Linked DNA regions of Homo sapiens: region 1 is linked to region 2. A link is an interaction called in ENCODE POLR2A ChIA-PET data of the cell type or tissue named here. Cell type or tissue: endothelial cell of umbilical vein. All regions are shown on one strand. Links, peaks and the distances in the headings refer to the core of each region. The heading gives the core; the rest is flanking DNA. Region 1 overlaps FGF18 (fibroblast growth factor 18). Region 2 overlaps FBXW11 (F-box and WD repeat domain containing 11).

Region 1 (14,877 bases), core at 3,910-8,909, 410 kb before region 2:
CTTACTTTCTGCTGGGTGGAGACCGACAATAAAAATAAGAGTTTCGGAGAAGAGCTCTCAGGAAAATGGAGCAGGGGAATGGGGTAGGGCTGGACTGGGGAGGGTGCTGCCAGCATTAGACATCATGGTCTGGGAAGGCCTCTCTGAGGGGCAATATTTGCACCACAACCTAGGAGATGAGGAGCCACTCTGGAAGCTCTGGGCAAAGCAGCCTCCAGGCAGAGGAACGACATGTGCAAAAGCCCTGTGGTGGGAGCGTGCTTGGTGTGCTAGAGGGGAGAGGCAAGGAAGGGAGGCAGGGCTGGTCCACAGGGTCCAGGCTGTGTGCCCTTTGCGGGTCCCATTGAAGAGTTTACATGTTCTTCTATGTGGGTTGGGGATCCCTAGGAGGTCTTTAGCAGAGAAGGGACACAACTAAATTTATATATTTTTTGTTGTATGTTTTGAGATGGAGTCTCACTCTTTCGCCCAGGCTGGAGTGCAGTGGCATGATCTCGGCTCACTGCAAACTCTGCCTCCTGGGTTCAAGTGATTCTCCTGCCTCAGCCTTCTGAGTAGCTGGGACTACAGGTGTGCGCCACAATGCCCGGCTAATTTTTGTGGTTTTTTTTTTTAGTAGAGATGGGGTTTCATCATGTTGGCCAGGCTGGTGTCGAACTCCTGACCTCAGGTGATCCACCCGCCTTGGCCTCCCAAAGTGCTAGGATTACAGGCATGAGCCACAGCGCCTGGCAAATTTATATTTTTAAAGGATTTCTCTGGCTGTGGTGTAGAGGAGAGATGGATGGGGGTGAGAGTGGCAAGGGGAAGGGGCTGTTGAGTTGTGCAGGCTGGAGGGGACGGTGGCCCGGCCAGGGCAGTGAGGAAGTCTGATGAGCAGGGTGAGATAATGTCATCAACTCCTCCGCCTGGCCTGGTGCAGGCCCCACAAATGGAGCTGTGCCTGAGCCCGGATGAGGTTTCCAGCTCTTGAGAGCAGCATCCTGGGGGCTTGGGTCATGGGAGTGGATGCGTGATGCTGAGGACCTGGCCTGGGTGGTGTCTCTCTCTTCTCCTTCTCCTGTCTCTCTCTCTCTGTCTCATTTTCTCTCTCCCTCTCTCTCTTTCTCTGAGAACTGCTGCTGCTATTACTCCCCAAAGACTTTACATAATTCTGGCCCGGCTCCCTCCTCATGATGTCATGTGCTGAGTGGAGTCTAGGTCACTCCATCGCATGCTGCGGTCGGGGAGAGAACAGACTTCTGGCTCCCCTGGCGTGACGGCCAGGCGCAGACCCTCCCCATGCTGGGGTGGGGGTGGCTAGGCTTGTGGTGGGTGGAGGTGCAACCTCTGCCCCAGGCCCTTTGGACAGCTCAGGCAAAGGCCAGGGCTTCCTGCGGTGGCCCTGGCTGGTGAGGGGTGGGGGTTGTGCTGGGAGGCCTGTCCCTCCAGACCTGGGGGCCTCTCCCCTGGAGCCCAGGCCCCAGTAGAAAGAGGCAGGCAGTCCTGAGGTCAGTCCCTGTTACTGGGTGCTGCTCTGAACCTAAGTTTCCTACACTGTAAAATGGGGACAAAGACACCCAATCTCAGGATGGATGGCTTCAGTGCACTGTAAGGGGAGCATAGCAGGAACTGTTCTGAGGACAGAGGTCCAGGCGTGTGCTGGGAAGGGCCAAGAGGGAGTCTCTCCCTTGGGCCTACTTGGGGTTGTCTGGGCCCCAGCTCAGTGGCTTTACCTACTTCCTGCATCTCCCATCCCTGCCCCTCTGCTAGACCCCACTTCCTAATCCCAAGGAGAAGGAGAGTAGGGTCGAGCCCCTCCCCCTTGCACAGGTAGGGAAACTGAGGCTCAGAGTGGGGTATGGCTTACTCAAGGTCACATAGCCTAGGACGGCAATGCCAGAATGAAACTAGACCCGGTGAGCCCCAGCCCCAGGCATTTTCTGGTCCATTTTGCAGTGTGGGATGTCTGCAGCCCTCAAGGATGCTGGGAAGTTCAGGTCATAGTGCAAGACCTGGGGAGGGAAGCTTTGCTGCTCCTCCACCCTTGCAGACACATCCGATATCCTTCCACTATATTTTCGTTTTTCTTTTCTTTTGGGAAAACAGTTTGGTTTTTGCAGTTTGTAGGAAACTTAAACAACATTTACTGAGTTTTCCCTCCCTGAGAACAGAGTGCTAAGCTCTTCACAGCATCATTTTGTATAATCCTCCCAATAACTATTGAAGATTATACCCCCATTTTACAGGAGAAGAAACTGAGGGCCACAGTCATACAGTTGGGGCCAGGGATTCATATCCAGATTTGTGCACCCCAAAGCTCTCACCTTTTCCCCTCATCAGAAGCACCTGAAATTGTCCTGATTCCCCCATAACTCCTCACCCCCTGTGGGGCCTGATCTTTACGAAGAGATGGAGAAAGCAAGTTTCAGAGCTGCTGTGATGTTTGGCCCTGGGGAGGGAGCTCACAGAGGAAATGACGGAGTTTGACTTAAGGGGAACAAGGAGGATCAAGGGCTTGTGCCCACCGCCATCTCAGCGTTGGTTAATATCCCTGAGTCAGTGTTGACTAGGGCTGGGGGGAGGTGGAGAGAAGAATGTGCCTCCCCCTGTTTCTAGAGTTACTAAATTCTTGTTAGATCTTTAAATTTTATGTAAATTCTTCTTTTTTTCCCTCTTGGAAAGGTGGGTATCGTATTTTAATTAGTAGTGGTGTCAAAGGAGGGCTAGATTAATTATTGGAAATCTCAAGTTCCAGATGGTTTTAATTTTCACAGCAGGGCACCAGGGTCTATATTTGTAAATTTTTTTATTAAAATCATACCTAGTGTATTTTAGGGGCACTGAGGTATACTCTTTGTGGCTCCAAGGATACTGTACTCAGGAATTTGGGGCTATGATTTTTGTTATGGAGAAGCAAGTCCCTTGTCACTGAAATTAAACTTTTGTGGGTGAGGGAGGGGCAGGGGCTAGGAAGCAAGGGGTCAGGGAAAAGAGTGCACGAATTGGGAGTGGGGCGGTCACAGGCAAATAAAGCAGCTGGTACTGGGGAGTCAGGCACAGCGGTTTAAGACCAGAGAGGAGAGAGAGCTAAGAGAGGGCGCGTGGCCTACCCAAAGTCACGCAGCAGCGTACTGGGGAGAAAAATGTGGGCTGGTGGAGTGAGAGGAAAAGATTTGGACACAGCATACCTAATCAAGGGACAGTCACTCTTTGCCTGCTTGATGTCCTTGTTCAGGCAGGGCTTTGGGGGATCAGCTCTGGACCCCTCATCCTGAGGGAGGCTCTGTGGAGCATGGATGGTGTAGCATGGGGTCTCCCACCCTGGGGGGAATCCCAGTGGGGATCCGGTCCTGATTGGGATTTCTGGGCTCCTGGGAGTTAGTTACCCTTCAGCTTTGGTGGCCTCCATGGACGGCAGTGGAATATCCTGCATACCCTTTCCTAGGGAGCTCGCACCTCACTCCCTGTGCCCTTCCTGCTATGAATAGGCAGGTTAAAGGTGCCGGGGGCACTAGCAGGGGCTCCAGATGTTTGCCCTGCAGGAAGGGGCCACAGACCTAACTTTTGGAGGAAATAGCTTGACGTCCTGAAAGGCAGGGGAGGTGTGCGTGCACATGCCTGCATCTGTATCTATCTGTCCCCTTGGTCCCCTTAGCTACTTCTCTGTGGTTATTTGTATGGCATCTGTCCTGATTTGGGGAATGGGGTTATTTTTGTGATTGTCTGTCTTGCTTTGGGTTTGGGGGATGGGGTTATTTGCATGGCCGCCTGTCCTGCTTGGGAGAATGGCCTTTTTGTATGGCCGTCTGTCCTGCTTTGGGAAATGGGTTTTTTGCACGGTTCTTTGTCCTGTTTGGTGGAATAGAGTTGAGGGGCTAGGGAAGGTGGGTGACGATGGGTAGAAGGGCACACTGGTGTTCAGCCACAGGGGGCAGAACTCCCTTCTGGCTGGAGCCATCTGGATCCCAAGTGGAGCCAAGAGAGGCTGGAGGAAAGGGAACAGGTGATAGGCAGCTTCCATCTCCCTGCCTGAGGGGCAGGGGACAGCTACTTCTCTGACTTCTCTGTGGTTATTTAGGCATCTGTCCTGTGGGACTTGTTAGGCCTCCCCATGCCTGATTTTGGGGGAGTGAGGGACCAAAGATAGGACCAGGGACCATGTCACTGAGCCTTTAGACCAAGCCATTGCCCCTGGTAATAAAATGTGTCTTGTTCTCCTTCTGCCTTTCGAAGCCCAGCTCCTAGTGGAGACAGACACCTTCGGTAGTCAAGTCCGGATCAAGGGCAAGGAGACGGAATTCTACCTGTGCATGAACCGCAAAGGCAAGCTCGTGGGGAAGGTGAGTGATGGTTTGGGATTCCCGGGAACTTCGGGTTCCCCTCTGGCAGCTCTGGGAGCTGGAACAATGTGTCCAGGGCACTGTCAGTCCCAAATGGAAAACAGGCCGTGTGTGTGTGTGTGTGTGTGTGTGTGTGTGTGTGTGTGTGAGAGAGAGAGAGAGAGAGAGAGACAGGAGAGAGAGAGAGAGACTGTAATCTCTTCCTTTCACCCCATCCCATCCCCCACTTCTCTTCCCCGGGCACTTGAACTCACCAGGCTGAGGTATCCATGGCTGTGTCTCTCCTGTTGGGTGTGGAGCTCTGGCTTGCTTGGTAGTGGGAGAATCCTTGAGGGGCTCTGGGGCACCCCGGCTACATGTCCCTGACGTCTGGGAGCAAGGAACCGGCAGGCCAAGGGCTGTGGCTGCATCGATCGTTTTAACAATTGCCAGGGGCTTACCGTCCTGCAGCAGTGACCTCTGGAACCTGGCCGCCTCGTCAGCGCTGGGCCTCTTGGTTCTAGCATTTCAGAAAGATTTTATTACTTTGAAACTGGCAAGAGAGCTGCATTTAACAAATTAGGGTGGGGGCAGGAGTGGGGGTGCAGGTTGGGGGGACCCTCGGGTTGGGGAGACCCACGTGTGTGGGGATCTGAGTCTCCAATGATGCTGCTTCTCAGCACCCCTGTTCGTTTCCTGGGTGCGCTTGTTTGCAAAAGTCATGAACTGGCTTCCTCTGGGTGTTCCAATGGAAGGTGTTATCCACAGGAGCTCTATGGTAGGGTCAGGTTCTCTGTCCCCTTCTCTCTGCAGGGACTGACTCCCATATGCAGTTTGTACAACCAGGGTTGAGGGGGTTTTGCCTGGACAGGTGGAGTGGGGTGGAGGGTAGGCCTGGATTCTAAGGGGGATGGGCTTGTGCTTGGGGGCAATGCCCTGGCTGATTATTTGCGGTTCATTACATCTTGTTGGGGGTGGGGGAGATGACTTCAGTCTTGCTGAAGCCATGTTTTTGATTTTTTGAATCCCCCAAGTCTTATCCCTCTCCCTTTCCCCCATACCAAGAGGCTGGGGAGGATGTAACAGGCCAGAGATCCCAGCCAGGGCATTGTCGCATTATTTTGTTAATAATTACTGTCATAATAGCTTCCGCTAATTGAGCACTGACTTTCTGCCCGGCACTGAACTGAAACGCTCCCAGTGAATCCCAGGAGGCTGCCACCGCTACCATCCCCATTCCACAGATGAGGAAGCCGAGGCTTGGCCACGCCCGGGCACTTGTCCCAGGTCCCACACTACAGCTCGGCGGGATTCAAAGCCCGGTTTGGAAGGAAAAGATTCCAGCCGCACTGCCCACACCAACTGAGGCTTCTCAAAGAGCAAAATAATAGTAATCCGCAGAGCGCGGCTCCGGGATGCCGAGGAGTGGTTTTAATTAGTGATTCACTTTCCGCCGTTGCGAGGCTGGCCGGCCGGCGAGGGGGGTCGGGGCCGGGGCCGGGGCCACGGACTGGGGCGCGGGCGCCGGGTCCCCCTAGCCTGGCCGGTCCCCCTGGCCTGGCCGGTCGTTTCCTGTGGCGGCGCGGCCCAGCCCCGCGTCAGGCGCTTTGTTCTCCTGCCCGCCTGGGCCGCCTCCCAGGCCCAACCTGCTTTGAGTTTTCGGCTCGTTTTTCTTTCTCCCCCAGCAGGGGCCAGCGGCACCCGCCAGTGCCCGTGCCCACGCCGCGGCCCGCCCTCGCCGTCTGCGTGCTGTTCCCGGCATCTTGACCCCAGGAGGGCTGCGCGGGGGTCAAAAGAGCAGCCCCGTCCCCTCGGGCCGCCCCCCCACCCCGCCGCCGGCCGCCTCCCGCCCGCGGGCGAGCCGCTGAGTCACCGCTTCCACAGGAGCCGGCTCCGATTTCCTGCCCCCTCGCCCTCTCTCCCGTCATTAATATTGGTGACGGTTCAGCTGGCGCGGCGCACCCTGGCGCAGCGGAGGGAGGCCCGGCCCCGGCCCCCGGCGCCTCCCCCGCTCCCGCCCAGGCCTCCACGCCCGACCCCAACCCTTGCCAGCCTCCTGTCTTCTGGGCCCACCCGGGGGACTCGAGGACGCCACCAAATCCACCTGTCCAGGCTTGACCTCTGCCCCGCCCAGCGCCCCCTCGCTCTCTGGCCCCCGAGGCGGGAATCTGGCTCCTGGGCTGCGGTCCTCTCCACAGCCTCCCTGCCCAGTCGTACCTTAGGCCCTGGGTGTCCCCTCCTGCCCTAACCCCTGCCACCGCCTCTGTTCTGGCCTCCTACCATCCCGGAAATCGTTGCCCCAGCCGCCTGGCGTGTGGCTTCTGCATCTCCAGGCCTTTCCCCGCTGCCCACCTTCGGCTTTCTACAGCACATACGGCATTGGAGGGCGGCACATGACCTGCCCTCCACCCCCACCCAGCTCCAAACCCATCCATGGGTCCTCCCACCTTGCTATGGGACACCGAAGGCCCTGGGGAGCCTCCCCGGGCACATGGATTCCTTATGCTCCAGATGCGTGGCACTGAGCACCGCTGTTCCATGGACGGGGCCTTCGGGCACTGTCCATGCTGTGCCCTCTGCCGGGACTGCCCTTCCCTCTGTCCACTTGCCCTGAGTCCTGGCTGGTCATTCCCTGACCCCTCTGTCAGCCCACCCACCCCGGAGCCCCACAGTCCCTCGCACAGCCCTCTGTTGCCTGTCTGCTAACCTGGGTTGTCACTGTTTGTCTTTGTGCCTGCATCCTCTGTCACACTGGGAACTCCCTGAGGGCGGATTCTGCATCCATTCATCTGAGTTCTGTGTACCTGGCCAAAGGGCTCCGGGGGCACCAAAGAAATAGAAACATGGTTCCTGCTGTCTGTGGATTGACTCTTAAGCTACAGCCTGAATTATTCACATCAACCCAAGGGAGTCTAAGCGCCCTGGCCTTGCTGAGCCTCAGCGTCGTCATCTGTAAAATGGGAATGATAATCTGGGCACTTAGTAAGCAGGTAGGCACTTGCTAAGTGTTAGTCCCTTTCCCCTTTGGAGCCAGGTCACGAGGTCACTTCTTCACCTGTGGGAACGCCTGGTCTCAGCTCCAGTGCCAACTCCTTTGGAGTGGCTCAATGGGGCAGCTTCCTTGGGCCATCTGTGTGCCAACCCTGCACATCTCTGGCCACAGCAAGGGTACCTGCATTGAGCCCTTGACAGAGCTTTCCAGAGGTTGCAGGCCCTTGCTGGAGTTACTCTTTCTGCTGCATTGTACCAATCAGATGCCAAAGCTGTGTCCCCAGCCCCTGCATGTTCAGGCGGCCCCCCTTCTCCTTGCTACCCTCTGGAACCCATGTCACCTGGCCCAGGAGGTGGCGCTTCCTTTCATTTTGTAAACAGTTGTTGAGTGTCTAGCATGATGTGCTAGGCATTTTTTTCCCCATCTCTGGAGACGCAACCCAGATTGTATTTTTCTCATCTGCCACCACCTATTGCGATCACTGATGAGTCCTTTTTGGGGCAACATAGAGCCACAGACCTTTTCAGGGCAGGGGAGTGCTCTGCCCACCAGCACATCTTTGTTAAGATGGCTTTGGTTGCAAATGGCTGAAACTTAACCTAAAATGCCTTAAGCAAAAAGGGAATACGGGGCTTATATAGCAAACAACAACAACAAAAACCAACAGTCCAGGGGGTAGTTCTAGTTTCAGGTAAGACTGGATCTAGGGGCCAGATGAGGTCATCAGGATTCCGTCTTCAGATCAAATGGAAGGACTAGGGCTCCAGTTTGGGAAGCAAGAGGTTGGAGGTGGTAGTAGGAAAGAGATCAAATTCTGCTACATCATCAGGGTTCTGGGATGGAATATTCACTTACTCTCTACATACTGATGCTTCTGCCTTGCCTGAACCAATTAAGTCAGAGTTTCCGGGGGTCGGGCCCAAGCACAGGTGTTTTTGTTTTTGGAGTCTCTGCTGTGGTGAGCAGGGTCATAGAGGTAGCCAGGAGCAGAGGCAAGCGTCAAGCCCGGATGTAGCCTGCTGTTAGCTTCTTATCCATTTTTGCCTGAGGTCACGCAGGGGAACTTGTGATCATCATAGCCCCAGGGCTGGTTCCCAAGATTCGTGAATTTCAGCCCAAAGCCTAGCTCTTCAGCCCTTTTAAGTAAACCCAGACATGCATTGAGCCCGCGTGACTGGCACTGGGTAGCTCCTTGTACATCCAAAACCTCGCTTTGTGCCAATGGTGGCTATGTGGGCCTGGGGGAGGCGAGATGTTTTGATGGGCAGCACCTGCTCCTCACCTTTCCCCCTTGTGGACCTCTTTGGAACTGGGCAGAGGAGAAGTGAGCTGCAGTGGCTAGGGCAGGTTCAAATCCCAGCTCTGCCACTTAGAATCTCCATGACCCTGGGCAAGGCCGATTTGCTTCTGAGCTCTGCTTTCTTCTACCAAGCAGAGCTGAAGAAGAGGATGAAATGCAGTAATGGAAGTAGCAATGTTTGGCCTGTAGTTGGCAATCAATAAATGGTTAATGACTGAGTAGGGAGACCAAGTGTGCGAGACAATTTCTAGGGCTCAGCTTGCTTTGTCTCCCTAATCAGTGTGTCTCAGGAGGGACCTCTCATAGCTTCTGCTTGTCTCTGGGACATTTATAACAGATCCAGGAGGGAGAGTCTGTTTTCTTCAGGAGGAAACCCCTTTCATGTGTCATCCCACCGTTTCCATCCTAATGAAAATGCGTTCAACCCCAAATGCTCGGGGCACCCCTGTCTTGAGCTAAGACCTGTGCTCAGCAACAAGAGAACTGAGAAGCAGCCCTGACCTCAGCAGGCACTTGGGCTAATGCGGAGGCAGGCAGATATGGAATTTCTCTGTTGGGGCATGGGGAGGAGAAATGGGGTTCAGAAGATGGAGTATGTGAGCCCATTAAGGCTTGACGCTTGAATGGAGTCTTGAATGAGGAAGAAGAATTGTCCAGGGAGATAAAGGGAAGTCCTGGAAGGCTTCCCAGAGGAGGCAGTTTTTGAGCTGAGCCTGGAGGGATGAAAGCCATTTTCCAGGCAGTGGCAGGTATTCTAGGATGGGGGAGCATCATGGTGTAGCCTTTGTTCTGTTTGCTCCAACTATTTGGTTGAGACCAGGCAAAGAACCTGGATTCAGGTTGCACACACAGCTTCCAGAATTTTCCATGGGGTACCCAGAGCCCAGGGACCACTCCTCTCCACCTGCCTTGCACACTTACCCTGGCTTTCCTCACAGTAGACCTTCGCTGCTCACGCCACCCATACTGTCCTCTGGGTCCCACGTGTGTGTCCCAGGTCTGCCCATGCCTGTTCTGCAGCCTCCTCGAAAGATCTCATCTTCCAGAGAGTGTTTTCTTACCCTGCCTGTCCCTTTCTGCAAAGTTCAGCACTTTGTCTGGAGGGCCCAAGCTTGCCCTCTGCTCAAAGGTGAACGTTCCTGGAAGCTCCAGCCTGTTTTCCACTTCAAACAAAAGGCTGGAACTCGCACCTCAGTCTCCACACACAGCCAGACCGCTGGGCTTCCAGCTTGGCTGGGCATCCGTCCGTAACGAGGAGTGGGCCCGGCCTAAATTTGGAGATGTTAGTTGGAAACTCAAGTGCTGCTAATTCAGGCCTTCCAACTTTGTGTTTCCCACTCTTCCCCATCGAGCAATTCGGCTGTCTCAGAGAGGAGACTAACACCCTGCCTCCTCACCACCCCCTGTCCAGATCAGATCCAAGGAAGGCACGCCAGCCCTGTCGGGAACAGCTGCCGTTCAGGAATAATCTAGCAAGCTCCTACTGTGTGTCAGATTCATTTATAAGCATCACTCCTACAGTGTCTCTATGATGCAGGAGTCATTGTTCCCATTAGGTAGGTGAGGAATTTGAGGTTTACAGAGTGGGACTGACTGGCCTGAGGTTACACAAGGGAAGTGTTAGAGGTCGTTTGTTTTCTGACTCCAAATCTAGTGCTCCTTGTCCAGCAGACCCAGGCTCCCAAGGGAGTTCACACATCGGCCCAGGAGCCTGAGATCCCACAACCGACGGCACAGTTTGGAGTTTGGCCATGCGAAATCTCTTATTTTTGGAGGCCCCACCTTTCTTCATACCAAGTATTAAAATGCACCACATCCCACATGACATGTAATTTGTATTTAACTAGATCACAGTGGAGTTGAGTTACAGCTGAGTAGCTGATTTAATGTCAGGTTTTATGCAAATCTATCAGGACTCATTTCTGTTGTAAGCGATAGAACACAGTATCACCTGTTTTAAAGGAAACGAACCATCATTGGCCCACATAACCGTGAGGTAATGTGAGCTTCAGACGTGGCTGGATCTAGAGCCCAAATGATGTGACCAGGACGTAGTTTCTGTCCTTCTCTCCTCCTTGACTTTGCTTCATCTGTGCTGGCTTCACTGTCAGACAGGATCTCCCCTCATGGTGATAAAGTGGCTGCCTCTGCTTCAGCCTTACAAACTCCTCTGGTTTAAATCCACCTATGTTTGGGGTTGCCTAGAAAAGGTCTCAAGGAACACTGATTGGATGGCTTGGGTCACTTGCTCACCTGTGAGCCAATCACTGAAGCCACAGGGAAAATAGTGTCTGGATGTCTTGCTCTGGTAGGGATGAAGTGGAGCCATTGGGCTATCTGGGTGGAGAGTGGGGAAGGAATAGATTTCTGAATGACAATGGGAGTCTGTTACCTAATTGGAGGGTGGGGGAAAGATGCAGGGGCCAGTAACAAAAGTTTACTCCACAGATCCAGGAAGTGAAGGCTCTCTGTCCTATGCTGCCCCAGCCACAGCCTCCTGCCCATGCCCCTTGTACCTGCTGTCTCCTCTCTCTCCTCCTAACAAAGAGTCTTCACTCGGCCAAACTAGAGTCAGGCTCCTGAACCTTCTCTTATGCCCATCTGTGCACTTCTTTGTAAAATCCAGTTTTAGCAAGAGCCCTGCTAAGTCAGTTTAGCAAGGATCCCCCACTCTTGATATATGATCAGGGTCCTCATCCTCCTCCATCCCTCAGGTGATGTCTGGTCACCCTGGCCTGTCCTCAGCAAAGTCTCTGTTAGGTGGCTTTAGCCAGAATCCCCTACACCCTCGATGTTTCCTCTTAGTCATTTTCCACTCTGCTCCTTGGCTATAAACCCCCACCTGCCTGTGCCATATTCAGAGTTAAGCTCAATCTCTCTCCCCCACTGCAAAACTTCATTACAGTTGTCCCTACAACAATCGCAATGGTCCTGAATAAAACCTTCCTCGCTGTGCTTTGGCAAGCATAACTGAGTCATTTTTTTCTTGAACACTCCCCCTCTCTCCCCTGCAGCCCGATGGCACCAGCAAGGAGTGTGTGTTCATCGAGAAGGTTCTGGAGAACAACTACACGGCCCTGATGTCGGCTAAGTACTCCGGCTGGTACGTGGGCTTCACCAAGAAGGGGCGGCCGCGGAAGGGCCCCAAGACCCGGGAGAACCAGCAGGACGTGCATTTCATGAAGCGCTACCCCAAGGGGCAGCCGGAGCTTCAGAAGCCCTTCAAGTACACGACGGTGACCAAGAGGTCCCGTCGGATCCGGCCCACACACCCTGCCTAGGCCACCCCGCCGCGGCCCCTCAGGTCGCCCTGGCCACACTCACACTCCCAGAAAACTGCATCAGAGGAATATTTTTACATGAAAAATAAGGAAGAAGCTCTATTTTTGTACATTGTGTTTAAAAGAAGACAAAAACTGAACCAAAACTCTTGGGGGGAGGGGTGATAAGGATTTTATTGTTGACTTGAAACCCCCGATGACAAAAGACTCACGCAAAGGGACTGTAGTCAACCCACAGGTGCTTGTCTCTCTCTAGGAACAGACAACTCTAAACTCGTCCCCAGAGGAGGACTTGAATGAGGAAACCAACACTTTGAGAAACCAAAGTCCTTTTTCCCAAAGGTTCTGAAAGGAAAAAAAAAAAAAACAAAAAAAAAGAAAAACAAAGAGAAAGTAGTACTCCGCCCACCAACAAACTCCCCCTAACTTTCCCAATCCTCTGTTCCTGCCCCAAACTCCAACAAAAATCGCTCTCTGGTTTGCAGTCATTTATTTATTGTCCGCTGCAAGCTGCCCCGAGACACCGCGCAGGGAAGGCGTGCCCCTGGGAATTCTCCGCGCCTCGACCTCCCGACGACAGACGCCTCGTCCAATCATGGTGACCCTGCCTTGCTCGCAGTTCTGGAGGATGCTGCTATCGACCTTCCGTGACTCACGTGACCTAGTACACCAATGATAAGGGAATATTTTAAAACCAGCTATATTATATATATTATATATATATAAGCTATTTATTTCACCTCTCTGTATATTGCAGTTTCATGAACCAAGTATTACTGCCTCAACAATTAAAAACAACAGACAAATTATTTAAAAAACCATGAGGCGAGTGGTGGCTGGTGGCTGGTGGCAGGGCGGGGGCAGGGTGGCCTCTGTGTCTCATGCTTTCTGGTTGGTCTGTGGTCTTTGCACTGAGAGCTAGGGCCTTGCACATTCATTCATTCATTCATTCATTCATTCATTCATTCTTTGAATTCAACATTACTATGCACCAGGCGCTGAGAAGGCAGCCTTAGAACAGATGGAAATCCTTGCTTTCCGGGAGATTCCATTCTAATGGGTCATTGATTCAGTGGCCTCTTCAGTCATTTGTTCATATGCATTTACTCGTACCTCTCATGTGCCAAGGCTCGATTCTCGACCCTGGGGATTTATCCAAGAACATGGAAGAAAATCCCAGCCCTCAGGGAACTTCACTTCTAGTAATTCATTGATTCATTGCTTCATTTGCTCATTTCTTGATGGATTTATCCATTCAATATATATTTCTTAGGCACTTACTAAGCGCCAGGCACTCTTCTAGGTACTGGAAATTCATCAAAGAATAAAACAGACAAGAAATCATGCCTGTCAGAGCTTGCAGTCTAGGGATTAATTGAGTCACTTGTGTCTTCCACATCAGTGTTTTGCCAGGCACAGGTTGAACCAGGGAATATGGTGGGAGGATCTAGATCAGTTTGGGACCTGGCGTGTCTGTCCTCAAACTCCCATGGGCTGGAGCTTGAGGAATCTGGTGATGTTACCTTCCAAGTACCCATCCTTCAACGTCTTATTTCCCAGGGCCTGTCCCAGGATGTCAGGGAGAGGCCAGGTTAATCTCGGGATTGAGGCAGATTGAAGATTATTGAGTCCTCTGCCCTGAGATTTGGGCTGTGTGAGCAGTCAGGCTTCAAGTGGGGGACTGTTTCTGTTTCTTCCCCTCCCCATGGCCTCCAACCTAAGTGTCTTTGTGGGGCAAACCATGTATTCCTGGTGGGGCAGGAGGTAGCCTGAGGCAGAAGGCACCTCTGCTGCTGGGGTCCTGTGGCTGTCACCTGCCTCCCTTGAAAACTACCCCCCAGGGCTGGTCAGGAGAGGTCCCCATGAGACCCTAAGGAGAGGTGGGGGCAGAGGCAGTGGGGAGGGGTAGGAGTGCCTTCTCTGCAGGTTCCTGGCTGGAGTTGGCATTCCACTTCTTCCGAGCGCAGCTCTTGGTCTTGCCCTCGCTCTCTGCGTCACGAAACCTCATCCCTTCACCCCTGGGCCCTGTCCCGCATGTCTGTGGCTTGCCCTCCTGTCCATCACAGCACATTTCTGTAGAGTTTTGTGAAGCTCTTTAGCTGCGCATCTCATGGTGTTCTCAGGATGCCTTTATTATCCCCATTTTATAGATGAGGAGACTGAGTCTCAATAACAGTAAGCCACTTCTCCAAGATCACAGAATAAGAAAGTGGTTGAACCTGTGTCCAAATCTTAGCTTCTCCAGGATGGCGACGGCTGCCACTTGGAGAGTGCCTACCATTGTCGGAACCCCTGCTGGAGGCTTCAGTAGGGGCGCTCCCTGGGTATCCATCAGACAACTCTGTGTGGGAGGTGGGTATCCCTGCGTGGGAGGTGGGCACCCCTGCTTCCACACTGGACAGAGACTCCAAGAGAGTATCAGCTTGCCCTAGGCTTCACAGTGAACAGACGACAGCCTGAGACTCTGGCTGATAATCACAGTGATTCAGGTTGTCATCGATGGAGCACCTGTTACATGTCAGCTGTGTTCACTCTTCCTGTATTATTTTATTTAATGGAAACAATAACCCTAAGAGATGGGTGTTGCTAGAAAATTGTGGAGCCAGAATGCAATCAGTCATCTGCTCATTCATCCAAAAAGTATTTATTGACTTTACTCTGTGCCTGACACTGTCCCAGGGGCTGGAGATACAGCAGTGAACTGCACAGAGCCCTGGTCCTCATGGGGCTTCCATTCTATTAGGGAAGGTCAGTAATAAAACAGATACAAAATATAACAGCAGGGAGTGGCAAATCATAAGAAAAAAATAAAACATGGTGAGGGGATAGAGGATGCTATTTTAGATGGGGTAGTCAGGGGAGGCTTCTGGATGGGGGATTTTTGAGCAGGAAGGAAGCAAGGGAAGAGTGTTCCACAGAGAGTACCACAGCCTGGAGGGCTGTCGTGGGATGAAGAGGGGCCAGAACGGCTGGAACAGAGTGGGTGGGGTTGGGGGGAGAATT
Region 2 (14,877 bases), core at 3,517-8,516:
GGAGGGAGGGGATACGTGTTGAAAAACCACCTATTGGGTATGAGCTCAGTACCTGGGTGATGGGATCAGTCGTACCCCAAACCTCACCATTATGCAATATGCCCAGGTAACAAATCTGCACATGTGCCCCCGAATCCAAACTAAAAATTGAAATTCTTGAAAAAAGGGAACCATGTTGTATACCCCTTGAATTTCACTTGCAGTTTTAGAACCTAAGTCTCAGTGACTGCTGTCTCAGGGCATGAGGGTGAGAGCCAGTTTGGTGAGGCCACCAGTGGGTCCCACAGGCAGCAGAGGCCCAGAACTCCTCTACAGCTTTCCAGGAACCATGCATCTATCAGCAAGACTTGGGTTCAAATCCCACTGGGTTCACTGAGCCCCCATGTCCTGCTATACAGGCTCTTCCATTTAGTTATGTGTATGATCACAGTTGTTCTCCCCACAACAAAGCTTCCTCACACATAGTAAAGCTATGACAAAGGCTACATAGTAAAGCAGAACGGGGCCGGGCATGGTGGCTCATGCCTGTAATCCCAGCACTTTGGGAGGCCAAGGTGGGTGGATCACTTGAGGTCAGGAGTTCAAGGCCAGCCTGACCAACATGGTGAAACCTGGTCTCTACTAAAAATACACAGTTAGCTGGGCATGGTGGTGCACACCTATAATCCCAGCTACTTGGGAGGCTGAGGCAGGAGAATCGCTTGAACCTGGGAGGCGGAGTTTGCAGTGAGCCAAGATGGTGCCACTGCACTCCAGCCTGGACAACAAAAGTGAAACTCCATCTCAAAAAAAAAAAAAAAAAAAAAAGCGAATGGAATGAAACTTGCAGGCAATTTAAAATTTAGGATTTACCCTTTTCTTGTCTCCCTCTTCCTTCTCACTTCCCTATCCCTCCCAATAGTTAGTTTAAAAGCAGAATCATTTGCATGACTGAGTGCTTGCATGTAGACTTTTCTCTTTTTGCCCTTGGCCAGCTTGATGGTACTCAAACTCTCAATGGGTGCAGGAATCACTGCACTGGGTCCCATCCATACACACTGTGTACTGTATTGAAGCCACATTTTAAGGGTTTTTCAAGCATCTTGGACTCTATGGTTTTCCACCTGCAGTGCTCACTTTAGAATCTGAGCATCATGAAAGGGGAAACTCCACTGCATGCCCAAAGTTCTGGAATCCAGGAGTTTGTTCATTCAACACATCTGCGTTATTAGTACCTGCGACTGGGGCTGAAGACACAGAGAGGACCAAAACATGGGTCCTGGCATGGAAGAAATCAAAAGTCCTCCATAAACCCTGGCTGGGCTCACTTCATCTCACTGAATGCTCCGAGCAGGTCCGGGAGGGAGGACTGATTAGAAAGGAGCCGCGCCCTGTCCTTGGTCACCTTACCCCTGAAGAGCGTCGATGAGATTCAAACCCAAACTTTTCTGACCCCAAAGGCAGACTATTTTGACCCTTTCTGCTCGTGCACATTAAAAGCTAAAATACCAAAGAGAAAGTGAAAACGGCTCAAAAAGAGTTCAGGGGCTGAGGGCTTTTAGCTCCTGCTCTGTGGACCAGGGAGGAGGTGATATTTGAGCTAGGCCTTGACGAACATGCAAAAGTAGTCATTTCCCACAGGAAAAGGCGTGCCTAGTGGCAGCAGCAGGGGACACTGGCCAGCCTCCATTCCCCTTTTTGCTTGGACCCCAGAATCCTAATCCTCTGGGGATCTGCCTCCCTTCCATTCTCAGCCCGTGTGGTTTGTGTGGGGTCGACCCCAACCCTGACCACCAGGGATTATTTCCGTGGGTTTTAAGGGTGGGCACATGATTCTACCTGAGCCAAGGACACTTAGTCCCATGACTCTTTGGGGCTGCTGGGAAGAGATTTTGCTCCACCACAGATGCTCAAAGGATAGGACATGCTCTTGCGGCTGCTGGGAAGAGATTTTGCTCCACCAGAGACACTCAAAGGATAGGACATGCTCTTGGGGCTGCTGGCAGCCACCTGGATACCATGTGGAAGCAAGCCTGCTTTAGAATGAAACTGTGAGAAAGGAGAGCCAGACAGAGAGGCAAGGAGGTGAGGCCCAAGAGCTGATGACACAGTTGGAGCTCCTAGATCCAGCCATGCCTGCGACCAGCCCATTCCTTGGGTATGTGTGACACAAGCCAATAAACGCCCTTCTTTGCAGAAGCCAGTTGAATGGGACTTCTAGCCCTGGATCAATAGAGTGAGCAGAGTGGAGGGCTGGGAATACTGGTCTGAGAGGAGGAAGCAGCTGAGACTACATGGGTCATTGCTATTCAGTTGGGACTGCAGAAATCAAAATTATTTTTTAACCTCTTATTTATCACCTCTTATTGAACGTAATTTACAGAGGGGTTGGTCAGAAGCCAGGATAATAGAATTGTATGTGCCTTAGCAGATCTACTGTGGCTCATATTCTCATTTTGACGAGGAAACTGGGGCTCAAAGAGTCAAAGGATGTTACCCAACGTGTTGCAGACAGCAAGTCACCCTACTGAGAGCAGGATGCTAGAGAACAGCCCCGGGATAAGCCAGCTGGGATGTAGGGAGTGGGGGAGGACCTAGATATTGGGCTGAGGAGAAGGAAGTAGTGGGGAAGGCACCTGGCAAGATGCCTGGGCCGGGCAGGCGGCATGGATGGCCAGCCTCAGCGTCAGAAGGAGCAAGGTTCAGATCCTGGCTCTGCTGTTTTACTAGCGGAGCAATCTTGAAAGCCACTTCCTGTCTATGCCTCAATGCAATTGTTTATAAAATGTGGGCTCAGTTCTTCGTTTAACTACAATTTCTTGAGCTCTGTGATTACCACTTCCCAAAATGGTCTCTGAACAAGACAAACAAGGTCCTGGTACTTCAGGTGACATTTCTGGTAAGGAAAGTCAAGAAGCATGGCATTTGTTCCTCATCCGCCTTGCTGTGTCATAACGTAGGCTTCCTGGAGGCAGGGATATTTGTCCGTTTTGTCACGGCCTAGCTTAGCACCCAGCACATAGTAGGCCTTCAATAAATGTGTCTTGAATAAATACAAGTCAACAAATAAAGTAATGGTAAGTACTATAGAGTAAGTGGAACGCAGGATGCAATAGGGGGTAATGTGGGATAATTTAGATTGTCTGGTCAGAGAAGCCTCCTCTTTGGGGGCAGTACTTGGGCTGAGACCTGAATGATGAGGAAGCAGCCGTGCAAATAGCTGGGGAAATGCATGCAGTGCGTGCAAAGGCCCTGAGCTAGAAAAAAAGAACGGAAAGAAAGCTCATGTCGCTGGAGTGGGAGTGAGAGAGGAAAGCATGACATAAAATGGCATGGAAGCAGGGAAGGCTCAGATTACTGCAGACCATAACAAGGAGTTTGAACTTGATTCTAAGCACAGTGGCAGTCACTGGGGAGTACTGGGCAGGGGGGTGACATGCTCTGACATGTGCCCACTGTGTGCTAGATGGATTTCAGCAGGAAAGACCATAATGTATGTTACCCACAGCGTCTAGCACATAATAGGTGCTCAGTGTGCAAGATATCCGTCACTGCCCCAATGCCACATCCACATGGTTTGCCAACATCCAATCCAGGCCAAGAATCATGTTCTTATCCTGGGTTCAGCCTCCCTCCAGCTACCCTGTATACTGGGACAGTCCCAGGGAAGCCAACAGACTAAGCTTTGGGGAACATCCTCCTGTCTCCTTTTGGTTACGGTAACAACCCAGGAGAGACTATGGAGAGGCCGGGGGCGAAGGCGGGAGTGAGGCCTTCTGTTAAATGTTGAGTTGCTCCCAACATACTTTTCAGACATTCGTTCGCTTTGCCCAGTCTCCTCCGTAAGAGACATGCTTTCGGATGTGTTTTGAAAAATATTCCATATGCTAATGGAATGTCACCATCTGCCAAAGAAGGCAGAGCTGTTTTTAAAGGAAAAACTATTACAGAAATGAGGTATTCACAGAGGGGCACTAAAGAGCCCAAACGTCGCTGACCTGAGTCTGACCTGGGCTGCCTCGTGTTACCAACATGAAAAGGGAGTGAGAAAATCTGAGGCCAATTAACTTCTCTCCCTCTCTCTCTCTTTTTCTCCCCTTGCCCACCTCTCTCTCTCTCTCTCTCTCTCTCTCTCTCTCTCTCTCTCTCTCTTTTTTCCCCCTCCTCTTCTTGGAGACATGATGAAATTTCCTGAAACAAAAACTCGCAGCCCGTTCAATAAAATGCTTTCGCCTTTGGTGGAAAAAGCCCCGATGGTCCCTTTTATCTCTTCATTCCTGAGGCACAGACCTGGCCCCCGTCTGTTTGTGCAGATGGGCTGCAGGGAGCGTTCCCAAGGACAAGCCAGGCAAGGGCCGGAGTGGAGAAGCTATTCCCGGGCGCCTGTTTGTTATTGCTGCCAGAGCCCTGGCCGTTAGGAGAGTGTGGTGCTGTCTTGGAAGAAGTGTGAAGCGGGATTAGGTGTCCTGCGGTGTGATTAGTGGACAGGCATTGTTCCCCAGGAGGCCCAGGCAGCTTGGAGGCAAGTGTTTGCAAAAGAGAGTTTCCAAGTCCTGAGAGCGTCCACAGGCCCTGCAAAGACTGCTGGGTATCACGCTCCTGCCTCTCCCGCTGCTCCTTCCCACCTTTGTCACAGGCTTGTCCTCCCGTGCCCCTTTCCTAAATGCAGATGTTCCTCTGGGCTCTTTCTTCTGAAACCACCACTTCTCTCCTTCTCTTCTAGGCAGCCCAGGGGCTCCACTCAAACCTCTCTGGGGCCCCTCCAATGTCCACATCCAAATGCATCCCCCTTCCACCCCCCGGATCAACCCCAATTCCCTTATCTGGGAGAGCTGGACACCCCTGCAGCCCATTGCCCACTCCAGAAATCCCCACCTCAAGGCCTTGGCGTGTGTCCACGCCCGCAGCCTAGAACATCATCCTGTCCCAGCTCAGTGCATGACCAGCGCCTGCTTATTGAGATCTTGGATCCAACGTCCCCCAGGCCACACCTAACCACTGCCCAGTGTAACCTCTTCACGGCAATCAACACTATCTGAATTTATCTTGTAAATGCATGTTTGTGGACACTACAGCAATCACTGCGCACTGTTTCTTTCTTCTAGAACGGAAGCTTCCTGAGAGCAGGGACCTTGTGTCTTCTTCCATTATAGCCCCATCTAGTGGCACCCAGGAGACACGCACTGAATATGAATGCTGTTGTCAGCGCCTCCAGCTCCCTCCACACTAAGCCCCGTGGCTCCCAACACCCTCTCTCACCTCCTCATGTTCCCTATTCTGGACCTTAGCATCTCTCTCCTGAATCTTAACTCTAGCTTTCTAATTGGTCACTCCTGAGCCTAAAACCAGCCAGTGGTTGCCCCTGCCCCCAGGATGGAGCCCCCACCCCTCAGAATGGCCCACAGGGCCGGCCACAGTCGGGTCCCCCTGCACCTGTCCGGCCCCTTGCACTCCATCGCACTTTGTGCACTGTTGAAGACACACCAAGAACATATGCCAGGGACATATCAGTGGAGGGGAGAAGAGAAGGGCAGAGGGTCTGTGGGTGCCAAGGGACCACACAGTCTGAGCCTGGCTCTTCAGAGAGACTCTGCGGGCATCCAGGGGCCCACGGAGCATGAAGAGGGAGATGCTAGGGCAGCGCGCTAAGAGGCCAGCTGTGGCCCCCAAGGCAGACCAGAATCAACACTAAGTTCAGCCGCTCCCAAAGACAGATCCAAGCCTCAGTATCTTCAACCATAAAACGGTAAGAACATAAACCATGCAGGGCTACTGGAAGGATGAGAGTACACAAAGCCCTCACCAGCAGCCTGGCACCCACGAATCTTTATTTTTTATTCACTCACTTATCTTCATTCTTGCTGTAGCTGGCATGATCCAACCTCTTCCCCACCATCACCCACCACCTATACACACCCTGAAGGCATGAAATTTTCCCGTCCCCTCTGGAGACAATACAATTCACTGAGGACAGTGACATGTTTAGACCTCATTCTCTTCCCAGAAATACTAGCTGGGGATATGATAGGTTGACTACCTTTATAATTATTTGTAATAATAAAACTAACAAATATAACTCAGTATAAACCTATTCACTGGCCCATCTCCCTTTCTTCCACCCACTGAACAAACCAGGCCCTGATTACAAACTCAAGTCCTCATTGGGACCAGTCCTCAGGGTCAGCTCCTGTATTTCCCCTCAAGAGGTCCAGACAGGCTTCAGGTTTGCCTGAGCACGTTTATTTGACAGCACGACACCCCAGATTCCACTAACTCCTGTCCCTTCCTCCCCTCTGAGCATTCTGTTCCCTTTGTTTAAATGTCTAAGTTGAAGCTGCAAGGCACTGTGCTAGGCACTTTAGAGATGTCATTTCATCCCCATAGTAATCTTAAAACACTGTCTCTGCTCCCCAGCTGAGGAGTTTGGGTTCAGGATAATAAATGCCCTTGCCCGTGGGACCTGCTGCCAATTAGGTGGCAGGGCTCCAATCCTGAGCTAGATCTCTGGGCCCCAAAGCCCAGGCTCTTTCCTCTCTGCCATTCGGTAGAGAAGTGGCCCCCACAGGATGGTCTCAATGGTGTTCTAAGAACATCCCTCCCACTGGGCGTGATGGCTCAAGCCTGTAATCTCGGCAATTTGGGAGGCTGAGGCAGGAGGATCCCTTGAGTCCTAGAGTTCGAGGCTGCAGTGAGCTATGACTGCACCACTGCACTCCAACCTGGGCAACAGAGCTAGATGCTTAAAAAAATAATCCTTCCCAATCCCCTGCGTTGGTGGTATTTGGAAGTACAAACACAGCCTGCGAGAAATGGCAAAGTCCACTGGATCTGAAGGTGGTGGTGAAGGGTAGAGACAGCTTAAGTTGTACACACTGAGATCTCACCAGAACATCAAGTTTAAGCTGTTCCTAAATCTGTCCCCACTCAAGTCTTTGGCCTTGTAATTTCCAGGTTCTCCCAGGCCAGTCCAGTAATAACTCACATACTCTGAGCAATAAAATCAAACAATTCCTAGAGAAAGGATAAGCAGATGACCACAAAGCTGAAAATAATGTACAATCTCATTTATAGGATTCTACTTTCCAGTTTACCTGGCACGCACTAAGAAAAAGTTACTTATGACCTGCCCTACAAATCTTTCACATGGCTACACCTAACCAATATAATTTTTAAATTACTGAATTAGTGCATTTGGTGTATGGGGTCCGTCGTCCTATCTGTGGGCAGGTAAACACCTTGAGATGGCCATATACTCAGTCATCCCACAGATGCTGACTGAGTGCCTACAAAGTGTTGGATTCAGCTCTGTGCAACAAGCCAGCAGGAGCCCCAATATCTTAGCACTACAAGACAAGCTCCCAGAGTCTTCACCGGCTGGAAGAGCAAGCTGTGTATAGAAAAGAGGGTATCTATTGAAGGACATGAAAGAAACTGGTTAACCATCATTTGAGGGACTGGGGGTTAAGGGGGAGAGGAAAAATTACTTTTTACTCTTATCTTTTTGTGATTTGTAAATTGGTTCTCTTAACCACATGCATGACACATTTGAAAAACGTTTTCTACAAGAAAAACGGGTGGGAACAATTACATAGAAATACTCTAATCTCATGCAAAAAGTCCGCATTACCAACTGGGTTGACTAATGGGGGAAGTTTAGCCTAGCTATCAAAAAAACTCAGCTTCTACTCAGTCCTACTGAATAGAATTTCTGAGTAGAATCCTACAGATACTAACTCGACTTTTTCTGCTTCAATACTCTACCAGTGACACACTTGCACACACAAAACTATTCATTTCTGATGCTATGGTGGAGAGGGCTGCGAAACTGCCCCTCACACCTCCATGGCCCTTCTTCAAGAAGGGGAGGATCCACTCACACCTGAAAGCCACTTGGGATGTCTCAGAGGCCATTTTCATGTTGACAGTAACTTGTGAAGCAATTAATTATGTGTGGGAAGCAGATTTGCAGGGCAAGAGTTCTTAGCTAGCCCTCAGCTAACTCCTGAAGTTCAAGCTAGCTTTCGGCAAAAGCCCAAGACAAGGAATCATATCATCTACTACAACATTCTCACACGCCAAAACCAGTTTGCCTTCAAACTCATTTTACAGAACAGATGATTCTAAAGATCTATAAATTTTAATTGTATGTCACTGAATTCCTAACAGCACTTAACAGTTTCTTTGAAAAATTTCTTAACAGAACGTCAGAGTATTGCAACACTTTATTAAGAGTATTGGCTTTGAATCAGTAGCTGAAGTAACAATTGCATGAAGCCAGATTAGGTGCACTGCATAATACCCATACTCGATTTATTGACATTACTTAGCAATTTACTGGACAAAAGTCAAACTTTTTTGTTTTTTATTAAGCACATTCCACAGTACAAAGCTGTCATGAATAATATCTGTACAATTTAACAGTTTCAATAGCTGTTCAGACACAAATTTATTTCAAACAGATAATTGGCAAACATAATTAATTACAAGTTAGAATTAGACTATCCCAGTGCTTTAAAACATTAATATAGCAGTAATTTACATTTGCTCAGTTATGGTTAGCAAAATAAAGTCCAGAGTATGGCTGGGAATTACTATTATAATCCCAGAAAGTCAGAACTCCTTGGGTGCCAAAGTCCCCTGCTATAATTTAGTAGGCACAATTCAAAGGTTGTCTGCATATTCAAAGGCCATCATCTCCCAAGGAACGAGGGGAACTTCTATATTAAACATGCAAAAACAACAAAAAATCCATTCATTCATTCAGAATTGCCTCCTCCCCTGCCCCCTCCCTTCCCCCTGGGCTTTCCTAACCAGTTTGATATTGAAGCTGTAGGATGAAAAGTGGTCAAAGCTAAATCACTTTCACAACCACCATCAAGCTTACAACATCCACCTTATGAATGGAGGTTTATTGTTTACACTTTGAGACTCAACCTCTCAAAAACATAAATTAATTTAGTAACATGGGAAGGAAGGATTTTATTTTTAAAAGAAAAACTAAAAAAGCAAAGCCAACTCAATAAACAAATCACATACACACACACTGATCCCCACACCGTTCTCAATGCAAAGGACAAATCAGAGCCCAGGGCCTTCCCTTTAGTAGTAGAGTGTGCTTCCACGGGAAGAGGTTTACTTTATAGGAGGCTGTTTATTGGTCCTTTAAAATGTTATTGACATTCCTTGATCTTTGGAAACAATGGCGAAGGGCAAATCAAACCTAATATTGAATAAGGGAGAAGGAGTGCCAATTGGATGCCAACGTCCTTTCCATGCACTGTCAGGGCAACAGTGCCATTTACACATTTGGGCTGTGTCGTAGGGAGGACTTGGGAGCTTTGAGAACCTGCTGGGGCCACAGCAGCAGCTGACACCAGAGATGACTGGGGTGGCATTCATGGGCTTGAGGCTTCACTCCACTTCAGAGCACCCACCCCTCAGCATGGGCCTCTGAACCAGCCTGACCTGCCCTGCAGGCTCCAACACACCAGCAGGCCCTGCCAGAACCTTGGCAAGGCCAGGATGCATGAATTCCAGAGCCAAGACAGCCCGTCAACAGGGCCTTCTTATTTCCCCTTCCCAGGGCCACGACTGCACAGAATAATGATTTTTGACAGCGAAGCCAAATGAATACTATGGGAGGTGACCACTTGTACTCAGGAGTACTTATGAGAAAAAGAATAAGAACAAAAAATGTTTAAGGTACCTCTCTATTGTATAATATATACTCCACAACAAATAAAACATTTTGGTGTTAAACCTTAGAAATTACATTTTAAAACAAGATTCTCATTAAAAACACACACAAACCACACACACGCAATGACAACAACAAAATAAAAACACTGTATGAATACTGCAGGAAGGGTTCTAGGTAATCCACATCAACCCAGGTATCAGGTTCTTGAGCCCAGCCCATGGCTAAGTGCGAACACACTCTGTATTAGTGTCTCAAGCACAGGGGGCCCTGACTCCAGCAACTTTGAGGTTAAACTGTTATGTACATTATATCTACATGCGAATACAGTATTTTAAATTAGGAGGCAAGCACACGTATAAAGGTGTTACTCTACCAAATATCAGGAGATGGTTGGGGGACAGAGAACAGTTAATAAAAGAAAGAGCTATATTACCTGTTGGTAGATAATATAACTGACTTATAGTTCTTTAAATTAAAAGAAATTGGTACAGAAAGGAAGTATAATCCCAAAAATATTACTAAAACAATCCAGAGAAAATTTTCCACTGTCCAACATGTTCCTAATACAACAAGTCAGAATTCATAATGACTTGGACGGTCAAAAGGAGAATGCTAACTTTTGAAAATGAAAGCCCTGGACATTCTGGGTAGGTGTTTGGCACCCAAAATTTCACTGAAGAAGAATGCTGTTTCTTAATATCAAACCAAAGTGCAAAGCAATATAAATTAGAGGCCAAGTCTTCTCTTGACGGTCGATTTACTTCTGTAAAACAGATTCTATGTTCCTTTTCTATGAACAATTTACATTTGAAACATTAGATTTTTTCACTGATGAGGGAAGGAAACGGGCTTCTGTTCTACTTGAAGCCGGGGAAGCTAAGGTCTCCTTCTCAAAGGAGAGCCGGAATCAGAGGTGAGAAATGTCGGTACTTGAAGAGTTAGGCTGCTTTGCATCTACCCAGCGTCTAGAACCAATTCCAGCTTCATAACTCAGCTGTGAACGAACTCCCTTAGGCATTTGGTAGCCACGTAGCCAGTAGTTCAAGACTAGAAAACCCTGAGGAAAGAAAAACAGAAGCAAAGGGAGTGTGGGTGAACATTCCGTTTAGATGAGAATACACACACTCCACTCCACCCCCTGCACACAGCTACATGCAAAACTTATTAGCATTAACAGCAGAAGCTGTAAGTTGTTCTGAGTGTACTACATACCAGGTATCACATTTATTTCAACCTCACAACAATCCTGTGAGGAAGAAACTATTATGACACCTGCTTCACAAATAAGAGAACTAAGGCTCAGAAAGGCTAAGTGTTTGGTTCAAAGAGTCAACAAGTGACAGAGAGGGGATTCAAGGAGAGGGCTGACCCTATAACCTATCACTCTCTCAGTACTGCTCTGAAAAAGTACACATATAACAAAAGATGCTTCACATTCGATTTTATATTTAGCATAATCTTTTATGACATTCAGAACCTACAAGAGGCCAGTCTCACATCCTCACGAGAGCCCTCATCGATCACAAGGAAACAAAAATATGCAAAAATTAGCCTTTCTAAAATAGAATGCTAGTAATCAGAAATTACTTCCTTTTTAATAAGTAAATCATTGGTAAAACAACAACAGTATGGGGGAAAGGCCACTGAATGTTCCATAATTTTTTGACTATGGCTTTGAGTCTGAAACACATTTTAATCACAATTTCTACATTCATCATGTATGTAAATATGTACACACACACACAAAAAAACAATATTCATGAGAATACTGATATTCACAATATTTATCATTTTTACATACAATGCAGGCTGACATTTTCTATTCTAAATCAAAATAAAGTCAAAACCCACTCAGATACTGTCACAATAAGTGATGCACTAAACCACTGGCCAGAAAGTCTAAAGTCACCTTAGGTGGCAAAAAAAAAAAAAAAAGCAAGAGAGACTTTTTAAAGCTTGAATGCTTTTTTTAAAAGGTGATTTTCCCAGAAAGTTGTCAATTTACACAAAGATCAAGAATCTTAAGTCTTCTCAATGAATTTAAGATTCAATTTCATTTGCTACTGTTTTCCCATTAAGGATATTTAAGGGAACCTGAATTATTTCAAAAACATTAATGCCCCAGGACCAGAAGTGGACACTCTCAAATGCTGCTGAGGGGAGCATAAACTGACTGAACTCTTCTGGAGGGCAAAATGACCTACATACGCACATGTACCCTAGAACTTAAAGTATAATTAAAAAAAAAAAAAAAGTCTTCAAACGTGATACCTTTTAACCCAGACCCTCCAGACATTTCCAGAATCCCTCCAAAGATGATAAAGGGTTGGACAAATATTAGGTTAAAAGAATGATCATAGCATTGTTTTTTATAATCACTAAAAACTGGGGGTTGGGGAGGATAAATATGTAACAACAGAGCATATCCAAACAATCTAATATAATTTGGCAATTAGGAATAATTTGGACAAATACATTACTAACATGCAAGCATTTCACAATAAAGAAGAAAAACACATTTGAAAATGTACAGTTATAAAGCGTCATTTTAAAAAGCCTGAAAGGATCTATAAAAAGGAGTTAGTGGTAAACCACGAGCAGGAGTTTACTTTCTTCTTTTGGCTTATCTACTTTTTCAAATTTCCTAATAACGATCTTATATTGTCTTGTAGTAAGAAAAAACAATAAATTTTGAGCTACTGAATATATAATACAACATACAGCTCTTAGATGTTACTAATTTTTTTAAAAACGACTCCGCAGATAGATCTACTGCTGCATTTGCTGACATGGAGAGACTCTCACCTGATATTTTACGGGTGAGTATTTTACTGCAAGGTTAAATCATCATTAGGGTAGTGTTTCTTATTATGCATAAATCTTATGGTATCACATGGCTATAATTTTTTTCATGTTACAATAAATGAAAAGCATTTGGGGCCGCACGCGGTGGCTCACTCCTTTATTCCCAGCACTTCAGGAGTCTGAGGCGGGCAGATCAATTGAGGTCAGGAGTTCGAGACCAGCCTGGCCAACATGGTGAAACCCCATCTCCATTAAAAATACAAAAATCAGCTGGGTGTGATGGCACATGCCTGTAGCCCCAGCTACTTGCAAGGCTGAGGCAAGAGGATCACCCGAGCCTGGGAGGCGGAGGTTGCAGTGAGCCAAAATTGCACCACTGCACTCCAGCCTGGGTGACAGAGCAAGACATTGTCTCAAAGGGAAAAAAAAAAAAAAATTAGAAAAGAGCAGTAAAATCTATAAAGTTGACTGCCAAGGTTGTTAAAAGTAATAAAATTGAAGAGACAAACACATTTGTGGTCTCACTGCTTGTGCTGGGATACAGGGAACCTCCAGCTTAAGCAGATAAGATTTTTCCATTGACTTATAATTGATCACAACTAGGCAGTTGTTCTGAGGTTTCCAAAAAAGGTAGGTAGGAGGGAGGGCCTGGAGGAAGTAACACAAGTTTCCTTTCTACCACAGCCAATAAGAAACAGCATTGGTGATCACTGCTTCATCTCTCAACCAAAGGAATCTTGTTCAGGGCACTTTTAGGTAATATATAGATGTTGTCAGTTCATCTATTGTAATACACCAGAAAAAGAAAACCATAATATGGATGTCTTGAATTTTGCCATATGCCTCTTTAAGCAGTTTTTACTTGGGTCCATTCCTCCTTCCCTATATTTTCTTAGGCTTATTGGGAGGGGAGGTCAGGGGGAGGAGCAATCACTCAAGAGATCCTTGTCTCCTTCCTCTGTAATTCCTATTTTAAAGCTCCATTCAATAATTACAGTAATTCTGCCACGTGGATTTTTCAACTGACTTATGAAGCATCTATCCAGAAAGAAAGCAGCAGGGCAGAAGATTATGATCAGGAACAGTCTGAACACACTCGAGACCCATAATAGCAAATAGGTAAGTGGCTTACAGGTCACTCCTGCAAGGCAGACATAACCAACCACAACCAGTCCTTTGGGGTCCACGTGGGGTCCCAGAATCCTTCCAAAGGCAACACACCCACCAGTCACTACTGACCAAACTGAGTTGGCATGAAGAAAACACTTATTTGCCATTCCTGATGTAGACCCTTGGTTTACCGCTAATAGATGGAGCAGGGGCAAGACCAGAAGTCAGCCAACTTTTTCTGAAAGGGCCATATGGTAAATATTTCAGATGTTGTAGGCCATAAGGTCTCTGTTGCAACTACTAAGCTCTGCCACTGAAGCACAAAAACAGCCACAGACAATACATAAAGGAATGAGCATGGCTGTGTAGCACAAATGTTTATTTATGAACACTGCAATTTAAATTTCATTTAATTACTGCATGTCATGAAAAAAATTCTTTTAATTTTTTTAAGCATTTAAAAATGTAAAAACTATTCTTAGCCTGTGGAGACAGGAAAAAAAAAAACTTAATGGATAAGCAGAGACTAATTAAAAAAAAAAAAAACGGGTAGTGAGTTAATTTTGGCCCCTGGTTATATAGTTTCTTGACCTCTAGGTAAGACAAACTTCCTGGTGGAGTTCTATTTATTGGATCTTGGAATCTTGATGAAAGAGTATCTGAAAAGATGGTAACTTAGTGAATAGGTACCAAGAGTTCTCAATCTCTCCATCAAAAAAATTCCTAATTCTGCACATGGACTTTCTTATACTTTTGAAATTCAATGAACAGGAAAATATGTAATGATAAAAGACCACTAAGAATTAAGTAACGATTTTAAATAAATACAAATTTTATTAATCACAACAGTCTTTATATACATATATCCATAGTAGTATGTTTATATGTAAACATTTATTCAATCTACAAAGTTTAATGTGTATAGAATTCACTGGCCCTCAGCAGAACACAGAGTTGTCAATACTGTTCCTAAGTCATCAGTTCCTAGGACACAGCCAAGTAAGACTTCTCATCTTCCAGACTGAACACGCTTAGTAATAATCAAAACATTCTGTCATCAATGGTTATAATGACTTTCAGTGTTCCTGTAACCAGAGGAAAGGACTTTGCTTCTCAGTGTATCTGTTGTGTTTCATGGAAGCAGAATAGGTTTTAGGGGTCTCTCAACAGATACTCTTCTCTGATTCATCCTTGAGGAAAGGATGGTGGTGGGTGGATTGTGGTAGTGGGGAAGAGAGGGATTTTGAATGTTTTGTCAGATGGTGATTTTTTTTTTTTTTTTA

The links. Peaks named below come from ENCODE experiments on the same cell type or tissue, not always from the same donor. Only the 100,000 strongest peaks of a DNase experiment are listed, where the experiment ranks them.
Region 1: POLR2A ChIA-PET joins it to region 2 with 5 read pairs; 2 of 35 experiments call an interaction of 5 or more read pairs at or near these places.

What each region holds. Positions count from the first base shown.
Region 1 is chr5:171,444,932-171,459,808 of GRCh38, forward strand. FGF18 (fibroblast growth factor 18) reads left to right here. Exons shown (of 5, transcript NM_003862.3): 4 at 4,216-4,322; 5 at 11,608-12,695. The coding sequence ends at 11,874. Among named protein-coding and RNA genes, the nearest start is that of FGF18, 33 kb to the left of the region's middle. RefSeq lists enhancers at 721-1,287, 6,032-6,603, 9,268-9,769. In endothelial cell of umbilical vein, for the core only: no CTCF peak of the experiment used is centred there; DNase peaks (open chromatin) are centred at 5,680 and 6,060; H3K4me3 peaks cover 575 bases; H3K27ac peaks cover 1,845 bases.
Region 2 is chr5:171,853,366-171,868,242 of GRCh38, forward strand. FBXW11 (F-box and WD repeat domain containing 11) reads right to left here. Exons shown (of 14, transcript NM_001378974.1): 14 at 8,184-10,736. Among named protein-coding and RNA genes, the nearest start is that of SMIM23, 75 kb to the left of the region's middle. In endothelial cell of umbilical vein, for the core only: a CTCF peak has its summit at 5,117 (motif pointing left); no DNase peak of the experiment used is centred there.